2 separate regions of the Homo sapiens genome follow, and region 1 is linked to region 2. Evidence: chromatin loops called from intact Hi-C (ENCODE). Cell type or tissue: heart right ventricle. All regions are shown on one strand. Region 1 overlaps NFX1 (nuclear transcription factor, X-box binding 1). Region 2 overlaps CHMP5 (charged multivesicular body protein 5).

Evidence for each region. A loop is a pair of places that touch in the nucleus more often than their neighbours do. Peaks named below come from ENCODE experiments on the same cell type or tissue, not always from the same donor. Only the 100,000 strongest peaks of a DNase experiment are listed, where the experiment ranks them.
Region 1: a loop joins it to region 2, with 5 times the contacts of the local background. A loop is called at or near these places in 13 of 110 quality-filtered maps.

The regions. Positions count from the first base shown.
Region 1 is chr9:33,327,065-33,332,064 of GRCh38, reverse strand. NFX1 (nuclear transcription factor, X-box binding 1) reads right to left here. Exons shown (of 24, transcript NM_002504.6): 10 at 3,387-3,484. Among named protein-coding and RNA genes, the nearest start is that of NFX1, 39 kb to the right of the region's middle. In heart right ventricle, no CTCF peak of the experiment used is centred here; a DNase peak (open chromatin) is centred at 2,754; H3K27ac peaks cover 3,229 bases.
Region 2 is chr9:33,272,069-33,277,068 of GRCh38, reverse strand. CHMP5 (charged multivesicular body protein 5) reads right to left here. Exons shown (of 8, transcript NM_016410.6): 6 at 505-613. Among named protein-coding and RNA genes, the nearest start is that of CHMP5, 9.5 kb to the right of the region's middle. In heart right ventricle, no CTCF peak of the experiment used is centred here; no DNase peak of the experiment used is centred here.

The DNA.
Region 1 (5,000 bases), 55 kb before region 2:
CATTTAATGCAGGGACAAACGGCTCTACACACTTCAGAGCACACCTGATAATATCACAAAACTACAGCAAAGTGAAATAAAGCAGGATCTTTGGTTTGGCCTCTAAAGTTTGGTTTCCACTACATGTGAGTGGTCTAAAAGGTCTATCACGTAATTTTGCTAAGGCATGATCCTAAAAATCGTGTGTAGTGATGATGGTGTGTGGGAAGGAAGTCAGTCACTTGGGGTAGAATGAGTCTGGCTAGCTGCCCGGCTTCTACATCTGATTTTGGCTTTGATGTCATTTACAGGTTGCCATGTACTCAGAAATGAGAAAAATGACTTTAAAAGTCCCCTCTTCGTAAAAATTATCCTGAAAAAAAAAAAAAAAGCAGCTACTGAAGTTGATAACAGATGTGAAGAAGTCTAAGCAATAAAAGGTTCTTGGCTGGAAAATATACATTTCAGATAAAAAATGAGGTGTCTGGGATTGATGATATGAAAAAGTTCCCTATATGCTCTCTACAGATATAAAGCAAAAGTGACTCATGAAACTGAGTTAATGCTCCCATCAGTGAACACTGGATTATATGGAAGAAATGATATGCAGGAGTGGTTATCTACAATTGTCAGGAAAGGCAGAACTCCCATAAATTCCTGCACATGAATTACCATAAAGACTTAAATATAGCATGCTTTATGAAGACATAGACACAGCATACATTTATCAGAATCCCACCAAAGTGATGAAATGAAAACAACCTTTGAAGTTTTAAGAAATGTTTTATTTATCTAGAAAACTCACTTCTGTGGAAAAGCCCATTCCATTACCAAAACCATGTCATGAAAAATCCATATTCATGAAAAATCTAGTTAAACAATGAGGTGATAATTATCAGCTTATTTTTTTTATTTTTTTTTTGAGACAGTCTTGCTCTGTTGCCCTGGCTGGAGCGCAGTGGTGCAATCTCGGTTCACTGCAAGCTCCACTTCCTGGGTTCACACCATTCTCCTGCCTCAGCCTCCCGAGTAGCTGGGACTACAGGCGCCCACCACCGTGCCTGGCTAATTTTTTGTATTTTTAGTAGAGACGGGGTTTCACCATGGTCTCAATCTCCTGACCTCATGATCCGCCCACCTCAGCCTCCCAAAGTGCTGGGATTACAGGCGTGAGCCACCACACCCAGCCAATTATCAGCTTTTTGAAGAGTTTTTTTTTTACTTTGTCAAACAGGTTTAACAGAGTTTGTATTGACAGTGAGCTCCTCCTGCAATTTAAGGACTTCTACTTGCAAAAATTCAACTTACACATAGCTTTTCAAGAATACACTCACTGCCATGGAGTCCACTATTAGAGGGAGTGAGGACAAAGAGTCAATGAGAAGCAAGAAAACGTAGAGATAGAAAGAGGGATTGTGGGAGAATGAAGAAAACTGACAGCAGCCACTTCCAGCTTACATGTCCCAACCCTGCTTACAATTTTCAGTCACACAGATCACAAAGAGCATCTCTGGGCATTACTAAATTTATGATTGCCAAATCACAGCATCTCAGTCTTTAATACAGTATTTACAAAGTACAAAAGTGGTCCCATACCTGACATTCAAAAATGCCTCTGTTATCCTATGTATATTGTAATTTCTTTCAGGAAAAAACCCATATATGATTACACAACTTTTGTAACATGTAAATTATACTACTTTTCCCTTTTTTCTGAAGTTTTCCTATTAAACTAGCTTCCCATTTATGGACTATATCCTCAGAATTATTCGCAAGTCAGATGCTGCCAGACCCTGCATTGTGTTTAACAGAACCAACGGTTCACAATTCTGTCTCCACCCTGGCTTGTACTCTACTGGGACAAATGTTGATATACACTAAAATGACTAAGTAGGTCAAAGAGCAGGATAAATCAACACTCAGTGTGTTCCCCAAGCTGAATCACCCGAAGACTTTTTATAACATAAAGTCTGATGAAAACTATCCAAGGTAGGCTGGGCACAGTGGCTCACGTCTGTAATCCCAGCATTTTGGGAGGCTGAGGCGGGTAGATTACCTGAGGTCAGGAGTTCAAGACCAGCCTGGCCAACATGGTGAAACCCCACCTCTACTAAAAATACAAAAATTAGCCAGGAGTGGTGGTGCACACCTGTAATCCCAGCACTTTGGGAGGCTGAGGCAGGAGGATCACTTGAGGTCAGGAGTTTGAGACCAGCCTGGCCAACATGGCAAAATCCCGTCTCTACTAAAAATACAAAAATTAGCCGGGTGTGATGGCATGCACCTGTAATTCCAGCTACTCCAGAGGCTAAGGCATAAGAATCACTTGAATCTGGGAGGTGGAGGCTGCAGTGAGCCAAGACTGCGCCTCTGCACTCCATCCTGGGTGATGGAGTGAGACTCTGTCTCAAAATAAATAAATAAAATTAAAAAAAAAAAAAGAAAAATAAAAACCATCCAGGCTTTCACCAGAAAGTAGAAACTGACAAAACAGATGTACAGTGAAGAATTAAACCTTACTTAAAGAGAGTCTGGCCTTTGTGCTTGGCTTCTGAGAGGTAATCTCTAAGCCTAGTGGAATGCCATGCCTGATATAAGTGTCATTGTTTGCCTGGAGTCTTGAGTCACTGGATAGTCCAATTACGTGATTTAGGAGCAGGCTGGCCACACTGGATAGTTTTAGGGCAGGGGTTTTGGGTCACATGGTATCGGTACACCTCGGGAGAGACTGGAGACTGAGATTAGCCACATGGGCAGTCAACTATGATTGCACAATAGAGCACCAATAAAAACTGAACACACAGGTCTGGGTGAACTTTCCTGGTTGGCAATATTCCATGTATGCTGGCACACACTGAAGCGGAGAGAGTAATACTTTCCTGACTCCACAGGGAAAGGACAAATGAAGTTCCACCTTTGGTATTTTTTTGGACTCTGTCCTACATACTTCTTCCCTTGGCTGATTTAATCTGTATCCTTTTCCTTGTAATAAAACTGTAACCTCCTTGTAGTAAAGCTCTAACCATGAGTGTAACCACCAGCAAGTTCGGTGAGTCCTTTTATCAAATTATCAAGCCTCGCAGGTGGTCTTAGGGACCACTGAACTTTCAATTGGTATCAAAAGTTGGTGCCACAAGTGGGTGGTCATATGGACTGTGTTTCCTCTAACTTCTTAGTTGGCTGACTCCTTGCAACAGTGCTACTGTTCCCCTTTTCAGACTATCACACCTGTATTTGGTAGAGTGATCTGTATATTTGCCTTATCCCACTATAGGCCTCTGGACCTTGAGTGCCACAACCACTTCCCATACCTAATCTACTGAGGTTATTTTGATTCCTCCCCTCCCATAATCACCATTTTAAAGAAAACATTGATGGCAACAACTCTAGCATTGTTTAGGATTTACCTTTGTTCTGAAAGAGCATCTGCAGGAAATAACTGATGTGCGAGAGCATGGTCCACAGTCTCCTTCATGGCAGAGCTTTTCACAGGTATGAATGAAATCTTTAATAAAAACGAAAAGAGCTGGAAATGAAAACTGCAACTACTCATTTTCATACTCCCAAATTTGCTAGCCACACTGGTCTTCCCCTCCATGCCCTGCAACTCCAGAATCAGAGTTGAGGGAAGTATGCAGTCAATGCTTCTTCCCTATCTTCCCTTCATCTGGCAGACTGGGCCTTTTCTGACAACTTCAGGGCCCAGCTTAGACACTGGAATATGCTTTAAAGTATACGACGATTTGCCTAAGTCAAAAAAAGGCCAAGTGTGGTGGCTCATGCCTATAATTCCAGCACTTTGAGAGGCTGAGGTGGGAGGATCGCTTGACCCCAGGAGCTCGAGATCACCTGGGAACATGGTGAAACCCTGTGTCTACCAAAAAAAAAAAAAGCACAAAAACAAGAAATTAGCCAGGAGTGGTGATGCAGGCCTACAGTCCCAGCTACTCAGGAGTCTGAGGTGGGAAAATCTCCTGAGCATGGGACGTTGAGGCTACAGTGAACTGTGATCGCACCACTGAACTCCAGTCTAGGTGACAGAGCAAGACCCTGTTTCAAAACAAATAACAAAAACACAGAATAAATCTTCTTTTTCCTCAGGCCCCACATCTCCAGTGTAGACTTGAATCTCCCTAAAACTGTAGCCATGGATGACTTTAGTGGAATGCTGTCGACTCTGAAAGTCATCTGGGGATTATAAATAATCAGAAGCCATGATCCACAGTCTGACTGACTAGAGCTCTGTGAATGTCTGGTGGTGCCTGCATCCATGCTGCTAAACTAGGTTTAGGACAAGTCCTGTTTCCAGGACCCTATGGGGATCACCTGGGGTCTCTTATGGCTACTGTTTACATGGTGTACTTTTTCTATTCTTTAACTTTCAGCCTCATTGTATCTTTGACTATAAAGATTGTCTCCATGGCCTGGTGCGGTGGCTCACGCCTGTAATCCCAGCACTTTGGGAGACCGAGGTGGGCAGATCATGAGGTCAGGAGTTTGAGACCAGCCTGACCAACATGGTGAAACCCTGTCTCTACTAAAAATACAAAAAAATTAGCCAGGCGTGGTGGCGCCCACCTGTAATCCCAGCGACTCAGGAGGCTGAGGCAGGAGAATCGCTTGAACCTGGGAGGCGGAGGTTGCAGTGAGCCAAGATCATGCCACTGCACTCCAGCCTGGGCAACAGAGCAAGACTCCATCTCAAGAGAGCATATAGTTGGATCTTGTTTTTTAAATCCAGTCTAAAAAATTTCTGCTTTTGGCTGGGTGCAGTGGCTCATGCCTGTAATCCCAGCACTTTGAGAAGCCAAGGTGGGAGGACTGCTTGAGCCTAGGAGTTCGGGATCAGCCCAGGAAATAGAGTGAGATTCCACCTCTATAAAAAATAAATAAATCAAAACTCAAAAATATCTGCTTTTGCTCAATCCATTCACATTTAATGTTACTGTTATAGCTGGATTTATGTTCGTCTTTTTTAGTTTTCTGTAAGTCTCATGTCTTTTTTGTTATTCTAATACTCC
Region 2 (5,000 bases):
GCACACCACCATGCCTGGGTAATTTTTGTATTTTTTATAGAGACGGGGTGACGCCATATTGCTCAGCCAGGTCTCGAACTCCTGGGCTTGAGTGGATCCGCCTACCTTGGCCTTCCAAAGTGCTGGGATTAGGGCACCTGGCCCTAATTATTGTTTCTTAATTGGTTTTGCTGTTCTGAGGGAGAGGACTCCAACTAGGAAAATAGTGAGAACAAAATCAAAAGGAATACAGCAAGGAAAGGCCACGTGGAGGACACTTACAGATACCAAGCACCAGGTCAGCCTGTACCTGGACTTCCTTCAGAGTTGATCCATCCCACTGTTGTTGGTGGAGTATGCAATCTGATGTGGCTGCCTCACAAGCTCTTTGCCCAGGGACAGTACCATAAACTAACCTTCAGGAAATCCTGATAGAAATTTTCACTAGCATTTGAGAAAAGGTCCCAGGCAGCTGTTGCTTTTGGACTCCAAAACTAAATATACATTACTTTTCTCATAACTTACCTGCTTCTAAATCATCTTCATCCAGTTCTGGGGTGCCATAACTGCGACTCAGTGCTTCTTGGATTTCATTTGCATCTTCCATCATATCCTCTAGCTGGTCTTGTAAATCCTACGGAAATATATATGAGAGGATTTTCTCTCATTTACCATTTTCTTTTAACTACCCTTTTCCCCTACATTCTCCTTTGAATCTAGACATGAGCAATTTTTAAAAAGATAATGTATATAAAATGCCAAGCACATAAACAGTTCTCAACAACTGTTAGTTCACCTCCCCTATCCCAGTCTTTGGCTAGCAATTTTTTAATGTTAACAACTGAGCAGACACTCCTCTAAAGGACAGGTTCAAGTAACTCTTAAAACATCCCTTCTAATTAAAAGTATGAGAGAATGCTTAAAGAATTAAAAACCATAAGCCCAAAGACCTCCTCTAACAATAATTATGAATGTTACTGACCCACATAATCCCTTGCCTATTTTTGGTGGCAAAATGTGAACTTAAAGAATAGAATTGATGATCTCTCATTTTATTTTTTACTTTATTTATTTATTTATTGAGATGGAGTCTCGCTTTGTCACCCAGGCTGGAGTGCAATGGTGCAATCTCAGCTCACTGCAACCTTCACTTCCCGGGTTCAAGTGATTCTCCTGCCTCAGCCTCCAAATAGCTGACATTACAAGTGTGCACCACCACGCCTAGCTAATTTTTGTATTTTCAGTAGAGGTGGGGTTTTGCCATGTTGGTTAGGCTGGTCTCAAACTCCTGACCTCAGGTGATCTGCCCACCTCAGCCTCCCAAAGTGCTGGGATTATAGGCATGAGCTACTGTGCCCGGCTGGATTTGATTTTAAAGTGCCTCATGGAAGCCCAAAGTCCTATGTGAGAATAGATGATTGTCAGCTGTCTACTATTACAGAAAGTTTTACTTGAAACATTAAATCAAGCAATTATCTTGATCTAAACTGTCAATCATTTTCTAGTTAATGAAGACAGGGAGGTTACTGAGACAAGCAAATTATTCTTCTCAAGTCAGCGAAAGACAGATTACACTGTGTAGAGAAAGGAGGCAAGAGTAGAAACAACTGAAGTGGTACAAAAAGTGAGTTGTACATGGGCCCACCCTGGATGGAGAATCAGAAAGGGAATCAGGATAGGTGTCACAGCCAAGACAAGGCTGGTGAAAAAAATGGACCAAGGGCATAAACCCTGTGTGAATAATCTACCTGTGCTTAACTGGGAGATTACTACAAGGCTAAAAATGCAGTTGTCCCTTGGTACACGCAAGGGATTGGTTCCAGGATGTCTGTCTATACCAAAATCTGCCCACACCCAAGTCCCCAGTTGGTCCTCCATATGGGTGGTTTCGCATCCTGCAAACACTATATTTTCGATCCTCGTTTGGTTGAAAAATATCTGCATATAAGTGACTCGTGCAGTTCAAACTGCATTTGCTGTTCAAGGGTAAACTGTAATATGAAACCAATCTAAGAAGTGGTATAGCATAACAAAGGGCAGCTGGTATAATGGTTAGGAGTGAGACTCTGGAGTCAGATATACCCAAGTTCAATTTTGCCATTACTCAATGAGAAGTAATGTCTCTAAGCCTTATTTTCCTCATCTGTAAAATGGAATTATTAATAGCCATATCTGGCCAGGCGCGGTGGCTCATGCCTGTAATCCTAGCACTTCAGGAGGCCAAAGTGGGTGGATTGCCTGAACTCAGGAGTTCGCAACCAGTCTGGGCAACATGGTGAAACCCCATCTCTACTAAAATACAAAAAATTAGCCAGGCATGGTGGCATGCGCCTGTAATCCCAGCTACCCGGGAGGCTGAGGCAGGAAAATCGTTTGAACCCAGGAGGCAGAGGTTGCAGTGAGCCGAGATCGCGCCACCGCACTCTAGCCTGGGCGACAGAGCGAGACTCTGTTTCAAAAATAAATAAATAAATAAAATAGCCATATCTCACTGGGGTTATTGTAAGGATTTATTGCAATAATATATGTAAAACACTAAGCACCTAATACTATATATATTTTACTGTGTTAATTATGTGCGGAACAACAATACACTCTTCATATACTAAAATTCCACACAGACAGGAACAGAACTAGTGTTGATAAAGCAAAAGGACCAAATCAGCACCATTTATCCTTCAGAATTTCTAAAGCAATGCAAGACATTTGAAAATTCTGCTGGGTGCAGTAGCTTATGCCTGTAATCCAAGCACTCTGGGAGGCAAAAGAGGGCGGATCACTTGAGCTCAGGAGTTTGGGACCAACCTGGGGAACATGGCAAAACCTCATCTCCACAAAAAAATACAAAAATTAGCTGGGCATGGTGCATGCTTGTAGTCTCAGCTACTCAGGAGACTGAAGTAGAAGGATGGCTTGAGCCTGGGAGGCAGAGGTTGCGGTGAGCTGAGACTGAGTCACTATAATCCAGCCTAGGCAACAGCAAAAAAAAAAGAAAAAAGAAAATTCCTTCCTGGCCCCCATAAAGGTGAAAGGTGAAAAGGGTAGTAAAATGGAGGGGAAATTTTTTTTTTAAACTTTGATTTTCTGTATTTCCAAGTACCAAACTGCCAAATTATATGCATATTTAACACTCTGCTACACAGAGAAGCACTGGCTGAGTAATAATTAAAGACAATGAAAATAACATAGAGAAAGCTAATCAAGTCAAGCTTATACAATAGTATTACACATCAAGACACATCTTCCCGGATCATCTATGAATAGGATTCCTAGCAAGACTCCAGGATAGACACAGAAAAAATTTATCCCACAAACCATTAACTGGTTCTCTATTGTATAAACAAACAAAAGCAATATAAAAAAAAAAAGCACTAAGCTAAAAAGAACATTGACAAAGTGATATGCAGCAACTGAAAAAGCAGAAGAAAAACAGACCTACACACACACAACAGCAAAATAAAAAGTTAAAGCTATAAAACAATGAAAATATTTTCTAAGTAAAGCATTTTAGGAAAATAAATCTGACCAAAAAATTCGATCTAACCAAAGACACATACACACCAAAAGAGTTAAAGGGGCTCTCCACCTGTCATGCTGGCAATCTATTGGAGGACAGGAAAAGGATAATTAGGCAGGGAGACAGACAGACAACCACAGGTGAAAGACGAAGAGACATACAAAGCATTCACCAAGACCAAAGTTTCTCTTTTGTTCCTATTAAATAGCTTTAATTAAAACACAAGGAACCCTAAAAGCAGAAAATACCATTGCATTTCATTATATTTTAATGGCAAATGATATTATACAAAAAAAAAAATGGCTGGGAGTGGTGGCTCATACCTGTAATCCCAGCACTTTGGGAGGCCGAGGTGGGCGGATCACTTGAGGTCAGGAGTTTGAGACTAGCCTGGCCAACATGGCGAAACCCCATCTCTACTAAAAAAATACAAAAATTAGCTGGGTGTGGTGGCAGGCACCTGTAATCCCAGCTATCTGGAAGGCTGAGGCAGGAGAATTGCTTGAACCCAGGAGGCGGAGGTTGCAGTGAGCCGAGATCACACTGCACTCCAGCCTTGGTGACAGAACGAGACTCTGTCTCAACAACAACAACAAAAAAAGACAAGCATATACAGAACACTTTCATCAGTGAAGCTCTTAGAGAGTATCACAAAGTTTAATTCCATGTATGCAAACATTTGTGGAGGATTAGAGACAGACAAAGGCAACCTAAGAGGGATGCTTGAAAAAATAAGAGAGGGGAGGAATGCCTTCACTCTTTTATTTTTTTTTGAGACGGAGTCTTGCTCTGTCGCCCAGGCTGGAGTGCAGTGGCGCAATCTTGGCTCACTGCAAGCTCTGCTCTCGGGTTGCCATTCTCCTGCCTCAGCCTCCCGAACAGCTGGGACTACAGGCACACACCACCATGCTCGGCTAATTTTTTGTATTTTTGGTAGAGACAGGGTTTCACCGTGTTAGCCAGGATGGTCTTGATCTCCTGACCTCATGATCCACCCGCCTCGGCCTCCCAAAGTGCTGGGATTACAGGAGTGAGCCACCATGCCCAGCCTGCCTTCACTCTTACTAAAGATCAGCTTTATGAGAGAATATCTTTGCAGAGGCAATAAAATGCCTGGTATTTTAACAAACACTGCTTGAATCAGGCTGTACTGCTTTCTCTCTTTTTTTTTTTTTTTTTGCTTTATCTCCCTTTATAGCCTCTGATTCATCAACCAGCAAATACTTTCTGAGCACCAACCATGGCAGGGCATTGTTATGGGCACTGGGGACACAGTAGTGAACAAAATCAAGTCCCTGCATTCAAGGAAATGGACATTCTAGTCAGGGGGGTAAAGGTCAAGAGCGCCATTTTATATGCAGAAAGGAAGCCTCTCTCCTCTGACCAGTCACCACTCACTCCCTCTGCTATCTCTTCTTGCCACCTGGGCTGTTCATCTGACAGCTGAGAGCTGCCAAGCTCTTAGGGCTCATCTCCCTGGTCAAAACCCAATTCCAATAAGAAA